Regions from separate parts of the Homo sapiens genome. Here regions 2 and 3 are each linked to region 1. A link is a contact called in ENCODE Hi-C or POLR2A ChIA-PET data. All regions are on one chromosome and are shown on one strand. Each heading gives the region's core, a stretch centred on a gene start or an enhancer-like site at or near the end of the contact. The rest is flanking DNA. Distances are from core to core; before and after follow the strand shown. Region 1 holds the start of IFT122 (intraflagellar transport 122). Region 2 holds the start of LINC02014 (long intergenic non-protein coding RNA 2014). Region 3 has its middle 30 kb from the start of RPN1.

Region 1 (3,545 bases), core at 624-3,123:
GTAAAAGTTTTACATAATGTAAAATTTCTGGGAGAGAGTGTGTATCACTTTCATCAGATGTAATCCTCCAGAAGGTAAATAATTTGATACAGAATTTTTGAATCTTCTTCATTCTTGATCCTCATGGTAACCTTGTAGGTACAATAAGGTTTACTCTCAATTTATTGATAAAATTGAGTGACAGGTTAAATTACTTGCAGAACAGACACGAGAACCCAAGTCTACCAAATCTTGGTCTAATACTTCTCCCCCATACTGTTATTGAAAAAAGCTGGCAAGGCAAGGTGGCTCATTCCTGTAATGCTAGCACTTTGGGAGGAGGAAGTGGGAAGATCACCTGATCCCAAGAGTTTGAGACCAGCCTGGAGAGCACAGTGAGATCCTCGTCTTTGCAAAAAATGAAAAAAAAAACCCAAAAAAACAAAAAAAAACAAGCAACCGGGCGTGGTGGAGCATACCTGTGGTCCCAGCTACTAAGGAGGCCGGGGTAGGAGGACTGCTTAAGTCCGGCAGGTCAAGGCTTCAGGGAGCTATGATTGTGCCACTGCACTCCAGCCTGGGTGACAGAGCGAGACCTCATCTCAAAAAAAAACCCACTAAACTAAAACTTCATTAAAGTTCCAATGTGTCTTCTATGATGAAAACATACTTTTAAAATTAAAAAAAAAATTTCAGTAAAGTGTATCCTAATCACTAAACCACAGATTGTAAAAGGTGGATGGGTCTAGAGAGATCATTTAACCCAAGTTCTTTTCTACAAATAGGGAAACTGCAAGAACTAGAATTAGAATCAAGGTTTTCTGATGTAATTTGGGGTAAAATAATTTTGAGGAGCTGGATGGATCTTATGAAATGATATTGTTTACAATTTTAGAGATAAAAATACTGAAGCCTGGTGGAATCAGCACAAACTCTTAAGAGACTGGGGCTCAAATTCCAGCTCTACCAGCTGTAAGTTTAGCAGCAAGTTACTTAACATCTCAAAGTCTCGGTAAAAGACTCTGTAAAAAGAAGGTGATGCCTCTTTCAAAGTAGTTCTTAGTATTAAATTTTGAAAAAAGTAGGTAAATCTTAACCTCCTATCACACACGTAGTCTAATGACTTCCTAGGATCCTCCAACCCCAAGGGGACCTCTTTCACAAAACCTCCCGGCTCCCCCCCAGTCTCCCTAGTCATCTTAGATGAGGAAGTCGAGCGCACCCCAGGGCTGATCGCACAGGAAGAGCACCTGGGCTCCAGACCCTAGTAACTAAACCCGTGGGCTTCGAGGTTTCTGCCGACCCTCTGTCAAAGGTTAGAAAGGCCCACACACTGTCCACTCTCCCGATACCATTTTACAGGTGGTGAAACTGAGGCCCAAAAGGGGACAGTAACTTACCGGAGGTCATTCGGCGGGTCTGGGACTAGGCGCTCACTAGAGGTGACGGTGGGGGCAGCTCCGCGGTCCCCCAGACTCAGACTCTCCAGCCCAGTCGTGCCCATCGAGCAGGGTCCGGCTGCAGCAACGAGCCCAGCGCCGCAACGCCCAGGGTGTGGGGCGGAGTAAGATGTGAAACCTCTTCAGCTCACGGCACCGGGCTGCAACCGAGGTCTGAATGTTGCGAAAGCGCCCCAGACGCCGCCGCTGCTTTCCGGCCGCCCCCTCGGCTACAGCCGCCATTTCCACGCTCCACCAATCAAATCCATTCTCGAGGAAGACGCACCGCCCCCACACGCCCCGACCAATCGCTCGCGCTCTGGTTGCGCTGGCGCCTTAGGGGCTCCAGTGCCACCATTGCTTTTGCTGCTTTTCTGGCTTTCCCTTTCGGACATGCGCGCTCGGAGCAAGGCGCCCTCGCACTCAGCTTACCGCGCATGTACGTTGCCAGGGGTAACGCAGGTAGCCAAAGTGGCTTGTGGAGTGGCGACCGTTAGTGAGGCGGTTGCTGAGACAGACGCTGAGGCGGGTAGGAGGAGCCCGAGCCGTAAGGGAAGCCGTGATGAGGGCCGTGTTGACGTGGAGAGATAAAGCCGAGCACTGGTGAGGAGCGGGGCGGTTCGCGAAGAGCAGGAGGTCGAGTCCTCGCGGGGAGTGCGCGAGCCGCTGCAGCGTGTTTGAGGGGGGCAGCGGGCTTGCTGCCTGGGCCGAGGGCACTGAACCCCGGCCTGGGAGACTGCAGGGTCGCCCTCCCGCCCCTTGGCGGTTGGAGAAACTCCCGAGGGTTGGAGAGCGGCAAAGGGAGGTGCCGCGCCTGAGGTGGTGGCGGGTGGAGGCGGCTCTTCCCTCACGGTCTGGCCCTGTCGCTGCCTTGGATTCATCTCACACCCACGAGACAGCACGAAGCTGCTCAAGCTTCACAGTTCTTGCCACATCCACATAGTACCCATACTCTTGTTTTCTTGACGTTTTTCTCTAAATTGTCTCATTTATTTTAATTATGATTTCACATTTTACAAGGAAACTTTATTACTCCATTTATGAAAACCAGTGTCACTTGCTCTAAATGTTAAGATAAAATCAGCGTCGCTTGCTCTAAGTGTAAAAGTAAAACTTAAAGTAGGGAGAAACAAAACTGAACAAGCTGTAGCTAGCTATTGTTGCTAGGGAGCCTTTAAACCTGAGATCTCGTTTCTCTAAAACTGGAGATGGGCAGGTATGATCAGAAAGGTGCTCAAAATGAGCACCAAACACAAGCTCTCCTAATTGGGAAGTCTGAAAAAGAACTGAAGGGGAATGACTTTGTCACCTTTTGATTCAGTTATTTAATGTCCTATTCCATTGTTATCGCCTAAATCTATAACATAGCAGTCTGTTTTGTCATATTCTTACTTATGGGATAGGTCTTGGCCTGACTTTGAAAATCATTCAGCATTGTTGTGAAGCCTCTGTTCTGGCCACTGGAGCAGGTTACTTGTCTTTGGTTCTGTCCCTTCTGAGATCTTTCTCTGTGTAAAGCATGCCGTCTCTCCTCATCTCACACGGAAATCCTGAACATCCTTCAAGGCTCACGTTGGAGACGGGTCCTCTCTTTTGTGTTCGGCACTAGTGGTAGCTGACACTATGTGCCAGGTGCTGGCTAAGCACTTCATATCCTTTATCTCGTTGTGTCTTCACCACTCTCTAAGGTAGGTACTATAATTTCCTCTATTTTATGTATGAGGAAACTGAAGCCCAGAGAGGGTGGATAATTTGCCAGCGTCACACAGTGAGGGGTGGAACCAGCTTTCAAGCTCAGGTCTTCCTCACTCCAACGTCAACGCTCTCAGCCACTACATTAATTTTTCCTTATGTTACAGACGTGGCAAACTCAAATGTCTGCAGGAGACAGGCAGGTAACATAAATGGGAGATGTTTATTTGCATCTTCAACACTAGGAATTGTATGTTTTCCCTAGGAATAGTCTTGTATTCTGTACCCCATTTTTCTTGAAACACAGCCGTATCAGTGAATCTTTCATTTGTACTTTTAATAGAGATTTGAGTTTTAAAAAATCATTTTACTTTTAACTTTATTATAAACGTACCTATAGCACAAGCTGATGATAGCTGGCAACTGAACATTTGG
Region 2 (3,530 bases), core at 1-2,500, 650 kb after region 1:
ATTAAATCAGAAATTCCATGTAGAATTGTTTCTTTTTTTAAACACAGAGTTTGAACAACTGACTCTTGACGGACAGAACCTTCCTTCTCTCGTCTGTGTGATAACAGGTACTGCCTGGGACCCTGGGTGTCTGTTTGGTTGGGGGATGGTGGAGGGGGAGGGGCACACAGCCTTTACCCTGTGCTTCCCACGATCTTGTCTCCTTAATCCTCACTGCAGCTCTCTGCCATAGGGTCTTACACTGCTTGACATGCGGGAAACTGAGGCTCAGAGGGTTTCACAGCAGGGCAGGGAGCCCAGATTTGAATCTGTAGATACCAAGCTTTCTACTTTTTCAGTAGTTTCCAAGCATCTTTTTTTTGTTGTTATGTCATTGGTGTCTTTTTTTTTTTTTTGAGACAAAGACTCTGTCGCCCAGGCTGGGATGCAGTGGTGCGATCTCAGCTCACTGCAACCTCTGCCTCTCACATTCAAGCAATTCTCATGCCTCAGCCTCCAGAGTAGCTGGGACTAAAAGTGCCCACCACACCCAGCTTATTTTTGTATTTTTAGTAGAAACAGGGCTTCACCATGTTGGCCAGGCTGGTCTTGAACTCCTGACCTCAGGTGATCCACCCGCCTTGGCCTCCCAATATGCTGAAATTATAGATATGAACCACTGTGCCCGGCCATGTCATTGGTGCCTTAACCAAGCTTCTTTTAATTTTTCAAACAGAAGAGCCCCTGTCCCAGTTACTGCTGCTGAGCCCTTTCAAGATGATTCAGTGAGGAGGGAGAAAAGCGGAAGCGGTGTGGGAAGAGGCGGGGTCTGGGCCAGCTGCTGGTCCTGCTCTCCTCCCTCCTCTGGCCTCTAGGCTCCCAGGACTGGTTTGGAACCCGCGCCATGTGCTCTGGAGGCTGTGGCAGGGCAGGTGCGGCTTGGAACCCGCGCCATGTGCTCTGGGGGCTGTGGCAGGGCAGGGGCGGCTTGGAACCTGCGCCCTGTGGTTTGGGGGCTGTGCCAGGGCAGAGGGAGTCCTCTTGTCCCCTGTGCACAACACAGACAGAAGGCTGGGCCCACCCAGTGGGTGGTCGCGTGCCAGGCCAGTGCTTACCCCGCCTTGTTTGCAGCCCGAGGCCAGCTGGTTGCAGGTGCAGGGCTATGCATCAGGGGTCAGGGTGCACATACCCCTGCAGGTCTTGGGGCTCCTGAGTTGCTTCTGGAAAGGCCCAGATAGGGCCTGACTGCAGCTGCCGAGGGGTGGAGCTTCTGGGAAAAGGATCCCTCCTAGGGGGGAGTGTCTTGGGCCTGGGGCTATGTGGCAGGGACAGAGACGGGTTCATGGCAGTGTCTGCTCTTCTCTGTGAAGGCAAAGGGCCTCTGAGGGAGTATTACAGCCGCCTCATCCACCAGAAGCATTTCCAGCACATCCAGGTCTGCATCCCCTGGCTGGAGGGCCGAGGACTACCCCCGCTTCTAGGTGAGAGGCCAGCAGGAGGCTCAGGGAGGAGGCGGGGCCTTATGCAGGGGGAACAGGGGTGGGCGGGGTGTACCTTTTCTGAAAAGGTGGCTCTGGAGGCCACTTGGGGACAGGACCTGGGCTCTAGCTGAACTCCCGGGAGAAGGCTACTTCCTGGTGTGCCAGCCCCTCCCTGCCAGGTGGCCCCAGAGGCCCTTTACCAAGGGGTTTGAGGAAGCCACGTCCTTTCAGCCTGCCACGCCCTCCATTCAGTCCTCTTCCTTCCTGCAAGAGGGCTGGGCCTGGGGTTGGGGCCACTGTTGCCCAGGTGTGGGAGGGCAGTGGCTTTGGGAGGTACAGGGACGATGAGTCAGACAGCGTCGCCTCACCAGTGAGATGGTTCTCCTTTGCCTCCGTCTCTTTCCCCATTGATTTCTCCAAGTGGGGAGTCGTGGCTTGTTCCTGATGCGTCTCTAGAGCCACATCTTCCAGCTTCGAGTGAGCAGAGCTGTTGGAGGCTGAGGGCCTTTTCCTGGCAGGATTCTCCAGCTAGTCTTTGTTTTAGACAGTCTTGCTCCGTTGCCTAGGTTGGAGTGCATGATCTCAGTTCATGCAACCTCTGCCTCCTGGGTTCAAGCAATTCTCCCACCTCAGCCTCCCGAGTAGATTACAGGATTACAGGAGCTCTCCACAACACCTTGCTTATTTTTGTATTTTTAGTAGAGACAGGGTTTCACCATGTTGGCCAGGCTGGTCTTGAACTCCTGACCTCAAGTGATCCTCTCGCCTTGGCCTCCCTAAGTGCTGGGATTCCAGGTGTGACCCATCATGCCTGGCCCCAGCTAATCTTTAGAAATGTTTAGCTATTTGGCTTTATTTTCACACTGACAGCTGGTTTGTGGTGGGTGTGCTGTGGTTTATTATTATTATTATTATTATTATTATTATTATTATTATTTTGAGACGGAGTTTCGCTCCTGTAGCACAGGCTGGAGTGCAATGGTGCGATCTTGGCTCACTGCAACCTCTTCTTTCCCAGGTTCAAGTGATTCTCCTGCCTCAGCCTCCTGAGTAGCGGGGATTACAGGCACCTGCCATGACGCTTCGCTAATTTTACATTTTTTTTTTTAGTAGAGATGGGGTTTCACCATGTTGACCAGGCTGGTCTTGAACTCCTGACCTCAGGTGATCCGCCCGCCTTGGCCTCCCAAAATGCTGGGATTACAGGTGGGAGGTGAACCTGGGAGGTGGAGGTTGCAATGAGCTGAGATTGTGCCACTGCACTCCAGCCTGGGTGACAGAGTGAGACTCTGTCTCAAAACAAAACAACAAAAAAATCAAATTGTGGTTACGTAGAAAAAGTGTCAACTTACATTTTCAGATGTCCCAGCCAGGCCGTGTGGCTGCTTGGCCAGCTTAAGCCACTTGTGGTTGGGGATGTCGGGGGCCTTATCCAATTTTCACTCCCCTCGGGGGGTGTTGCCTCACTGTGCTGGGAGGATTTGTGTTCCCGGGGCAGAGACCAGCGCTCTGGCCACACCCCTCTTGCCTAGCAGGGTCGGTGGACCTGGATGTCTGTCTGGACACGTCCTCCAGTGGCCTGGACCTGCCCATGAAGGTGGTGGACATGTTCAGGTGCTGTTTGCCTGCGTGTGCCGTGAACTTCAAGTGGTAGGAGCAGAACCCGAATTTTTTCTGGGGATAGCTTCACAGATCCACCGCTGAGGGGGAAGCAGTGCAGAGTGAGCTGCCCACAGTGAGGCCCTGCCCCTCGGTCAGTCCAGCACACACTGGAGGCCACGAGGAGGAGCCCTGCGGTTACTGTGGCTGGGCTGAGCCTCACTGAAGTAGTTGCTTCCATTTAGAGCTCATGTTACATTTAGGTTGGTACAAAAGTAATCACGGTTTTTGCCATTAAAAATGGCAATTACTTTTGCACCAACCCAGTATGAAAAAAAAAAAGCACCTTAAATAACAGAACTTCACTCGGGGCTTTTGCTCCTAGAGTAGAATTGGCGGGAATTGCCTGCAGGCTTACATGGTTTTCTTTGTTTCTTTCTCTCCCACCATGTCCCTTTTGGCCAAGCTCAC
Region 3 (3,656 bases), core at 579-3,078, 760 kb before region 1:
CCAGGCTGGTATAAAACTCCTGACCTCAGGTAATCCGCCCGCCTCAGCCTCCCAAAGTGCTGGGATTACAGGTGTGAGCCACTGCTCCCGACCCATTTTTTCTTTTTTCTTTTTTCTTTTTTTGTATTTTTAGTAGAGATGGGGTTTCACCATGTTGGCCAGGCTGGCCTAGAACTTCTGACCTCAATTGATTCTCCCATCTTGCCCTCCCAAAGTGCTGGGATTACAGGTGTGAGCCACTGCACCTGCCCAAGAGCTTTGTTTCTATCCTTTCTAGTCCATTCCCTCATAATTTCTGAGCCCCAATCCTTCCCTTCTTCCAACCCTCTTCTCTTTGTTTTCCTACTAGGCCTGCCTTTGCGAAGTCCCACTGTAGATCATAAGGAGGCTGCAAGAACTGATGAGTGGTCCATTTCCTTGCAACCTCTAGAAGCCGGAATATACTTCAGGCAGGGCCTTGTTACCAGAGACAATGTGTAGCAGTTAAGGCCAGAGCCTTCCACTCCACACCACCCAGGAATTGCTATGGCTGTTCTGTGACCTTGGCCAAGTTACTTCTGCTTTCTTCACTGTCCTTATTTGTCAAATGGGAATGCTAGTACTAATCACCTCACAGAGTTGTAGTAAAAACTGCAGGCTGGTGTAGTGGCTCACATCTGTAATACCAGCACTAAGGGAGGCAGAGGTGCGAAGATAGCCTGAGGCCAGGAGTTGGAGACCAGCCTGGCTAATACAGAGAGAACCCCATCTACACACATGCACCTGTGACTGTAAAGACTACGTGACTGTTGCTACTACATTATTATTATTATTAACAGAGGACACTATTAAGAATCCAGCATTGTAATCTGAATACTCATTTTAATCCTTCCAACGATCCCCCAGATCGTTGTCTCATTTCACGAAAGAAAAGGAGCCTCTAATCCCATCCCTACCAGGGTTTGGCAAAGTGGGCAAGTGAGAGGCTCAACCATGAGCTTCAGTTCCTCCTCTGTAAATGGTAACAATGGCACTGTCACAAAGAGGACCAAGTGAGACCACAGGAGGCCCGTGTGTGTGCGTGTGTGTGTGTATGTGCCAGAGACAGAAAGAGAGAGAGAGACAAAGTTTCACTCTTGCTGCCCAGGCTGGAGTGCAATGGTGCAATCTCAGCTCACCGCAACCTCCACCTCCTGGGTTCAAGCAATTCTCCTGCCTCAGCCTCCTGAGTAGCTGGGATTACAGGCATGCGCCATCATGCCCAGCTAATTTTGTATTTTTAGTAGAGATGGGTGAGTTCTCCATGTTGATGAAGCTGGTCTCGAACTCCCGACCTCAGATGATCCGCCTGCCTCGGCCTCCCAAAGTACTGGGATTACAGGTGTAAGCCACCCAGCCCGGGCTTTTTTTTGGGGGGGGACGAGTGTCCCTCTGTTGCACAGGCTGGAGTGAAGTGGCACGATCTCGGCTCACTGCAACCTCTGCCTCCTGGGTTCAAGCAATTCTCCTGCCTCAGGCTTCCAAGTAGCTGGGACTACAGACGCCACCACGCTGGCTAATTTTTGTATTTTTAGTAGAGACGGGGTTTCGCCATGTTGGCCAGGCTGGTCTCGAACCCCTGACCTCGTGGTCCGCCCGCCTCGGCCTCCCAAAGTGCTGGGATTACATGCTTGAGCCACCCCGCCGGCCGGCCGTTCTTAAACGCACGACTACTTCCCTAGCTTTCCAGCACCAAATCCAGCGGCCCCACCCGGCCACGCCCCCACGCCAGGCCATGACCCCCATATGGCTCACTGCGCAAGCTCACACCCAGTCCCAGGAAGCGAGCCCCACGTCGCCCCAGCTCTGCATTCACAGCCGCCAAGCGGTCCCGGAAGCCGAATGCCGGATAGGTCAAAGACAGCGCCGCTGCTCCGGCACTGCCGCCAGAGGGCGCGGAGTCGCCGTGTTGGCCTGCACCTCCCTTGTCACGTCAGCCGAACGGCTACGGCAATGGAGGATTTTGCCGTATGCGACGACAGGATGACTGCTTCCCCTGAAGCTTCACCAAACACGGAGAGGCTTTCCTGTCCCTGGGAGACGCGGTGATGTGACGCAGCGGTTGCAGCGAAGGTTTCTTGTAAAAGATGGCCGCTGCGGAGTTGCTAGGTGTCTCCTGGCAGGCGGCGGCCGCACCACAAGATGGCGGCCCGCCCCAGGGTCCCACACGCGGGGCTGCGGAGGCGGCGGCCCCGAGGGTCCCCGCCCCTTGCTGGCCCTGTCCCCGCGTGCGGGGCTGCGACCTGCCTTTGTGTGCGGGTGGAAGTGCGGGCCGCCTTGGGGCCGAGTTGCAACTTCGCGACACTCCACTGGAGTGCGATGAGACGATGAGATGTTACCTCCTAACACTTCGGGAGGTGGGCAGCATGGCAATTCCTAGTAACCTCAACGCGATTCACTCAGACTTCCTTTTTCCCATCCTGAGCCGCAAAACCAGGAACTGGTGAAATAAATCAGGCCATCTTTCAGAGGAATGGCCTGCCACCGTTAAAAAGAGCAAAGCTGCAGTTTATGTACTAATGTGGAACCAGCTCTGAGATAAATTAAGTGAAAGAAAGCAAAGCACAGGAAAATGTGTATAGATATGCCTTTGTGTTTTTAAACAAGAAGACCCACATAAATGAAGATATGAATGTGTAAGCATAGTATAGCGGTAATGGTAATAGCGATCGCCCAGCCTAAGGAAGGGAATGGAGAGATACGGAACAAGGATGGGAGGAGACAGTTTTCATCTAAGACCGTTGGGTTTTCTGAGCTTTGTACCATGGACAGGTGTTAATTTTAAATTTTTTGTAAATATTTAAATTATGGCTTAAAGACAAGTTCTTTTGTAAGGGTATAAGGGCAGACTAGCACATAGAAAAAAAAAGACTTTTTTAACCTGGAACCAAGACATTTGATAAACATTCATGAAACTCAATTTTCAAGGATAAAAATTTCAAGGTCAATACTGTAGTACTTACAGCAAAGAATGCCAATCATTGTGACAGCCTGAGCCCTCTTGAAAGCTAGTTTTTGTTGGCGGGGGGTCAGAAAATTTGGCCTGGGAAGCAGGAGGCACTCGACCTATTTGCTGATGCTGAATGCCTTTCTACTGTAAGCATACATAGTCTCAATGGCTTCTTCTGATTTTGGTATATCTTAGGCTTTTCGGGTTAATATCGAAAACAGTGGCAACATTGAGAGTTTGAGCCAAGTTCTGCCTTAGAATCATCCAGAAAGGTGTTTCCACTGCCTGAAAAATAAGTAGTAGCAGTTTCAGAATTGGCATTGAGTTTGGAAATCGCCTATTTGAACTTGAAAGAAGTGTTAGTCCTCCATCCTAAAGCAACAACCATACTGAGCCTTTACTAGTGTGCCAGGCACTGGAGAAGAGGGTATTCTTTTTTTTTTTTTTTTTTTTTTTTTCCTGAGACGGAGTTTCACTCTTGTTGCCCAGGCTGGAGTGCAATGGTGCGATCTCGGCTCACTGCAACGTCTGTCTCCTGGGTTCAAGTGATTCTCCTGCTTCAACCTCCCAAGTATCTGGGATTACAGGTGCATGCCACCACACCCAGCTAATTTTTTTTTTTTTGAGATGGAGTCTTGCTCTGTTGCCCAGGCTGGAGTGTAGTGGCATAATCATGGCTCACTGCAAC

Evidence for each region. A loop is a pair of places that touch in the nucleus more often than their neighbours do. ChIA-PET counts read pairs that join two places held with the same protein, here RNA polymerase II (POLR2A). Pooled maps may share reads with other maps.
Region 2: a loop to region 1 is called in a pooled map, with 6 times the contacts of the local background. The contact joins the promoter of LINC02014 here to the promoter of IFT122 in region 1. A Hi-C loop is called at or near these places in 1 of 168 maps with a recorded cell type or tissue (tibial artery), 2 of 37 single-sample maps with no recorded cell type and 8 of 50 pooled maps. POLR2A ChIA-PET finds 5 or more read pairs at or near these places in 2 of 52 experiments (PC-9 and Panc1).
Region 3: a loop to region 1 is called in a map of naive thymus-derived CD4-positive, alpha-beta T cell, with 24 times the contacts of the local background. The contact joins the enhancer-like site here to the promoter of IFT122 in region 1. A Hi-C loop is called at or near these places in 1 of 168 maps with a recorded cell type or tissue (naive thymus-derived CD4-positive, alpha-beta T cell) and 7 of 50 pooled maps. POLR2A ChIA-PET finds 5 or more read pairs at or near these places in 5 of 52 experiments (CD4-positive, alpha-beta T cell, MCF 10A, activated T-cell and 2 more).

What each region holds. Positions count from the first base shown.
Region 1 is chr3:129,438,351-129,441,895 of GRCh38, forward strand. IFT122 (intraflagellar transport 122) reads left to right here and starts at 1,874. Exons shown (of 30, transcript NM_052989.3): 1 at 1,874-2,021. The coding sequence starts at 1,981. MBD4 (methyl-CpG binding domain 4, DNA glycosylase) reads right to left here and starts at 1,598. Exons shown (of 8, transcript NM_001276270.2): 1 at 1,380-1,598. The coding sequence starts at 1,483. RefSeq lists enhancers at 1,428-1,507, 1,598-1,737, 1,938-2,147, 2,298-2,347, 2,378-2,427 and 1 more.
Region 2 is chr3:130,093,054-130,096,583 of GRCh38, forward strand. It overlaps LINC02014 (long intergenic non-protein coding RNA 2014), which reads right to left and starts at 1,251. Exons shown (of 5, transcript NR_146710.1): 1 at 1,095-1,251. It overlaps ALG1L2 (ALG1 chitobiosyldiphosphodolichol beta-mannosyltransferase like 2), which reads left to right. Exons shown (of 8, transcript NM_001136152.1): 4 at 48-107; 5 at 1,350-1,460; 6 at 2,996-3,110. RefSeq lists an enhancer at 1,744-1,823.
Region 3 is chr3:128,678,968-128,682,623 of GRCh38, forward strand. No RefSeq gene overlaps it. Among named protein-coding and RNA genes, the nearest start is that of RPN1, 30 kb to the left of the region's middle. RefSeq lists enhancers at 1,553-2,245, 1,720-1,849, 1,960-2,129 and a silencer at 2,190-2,409. Within about 2 kb of position 1,829, at least 40 of the 41 ENCODE cell types and tissues checked have a DNase peak (open chromatin) inside an H3K27ac peak, as active enhancers do; they include CD4-positive, alpha-beta T cell, where a contact is called at or near this core.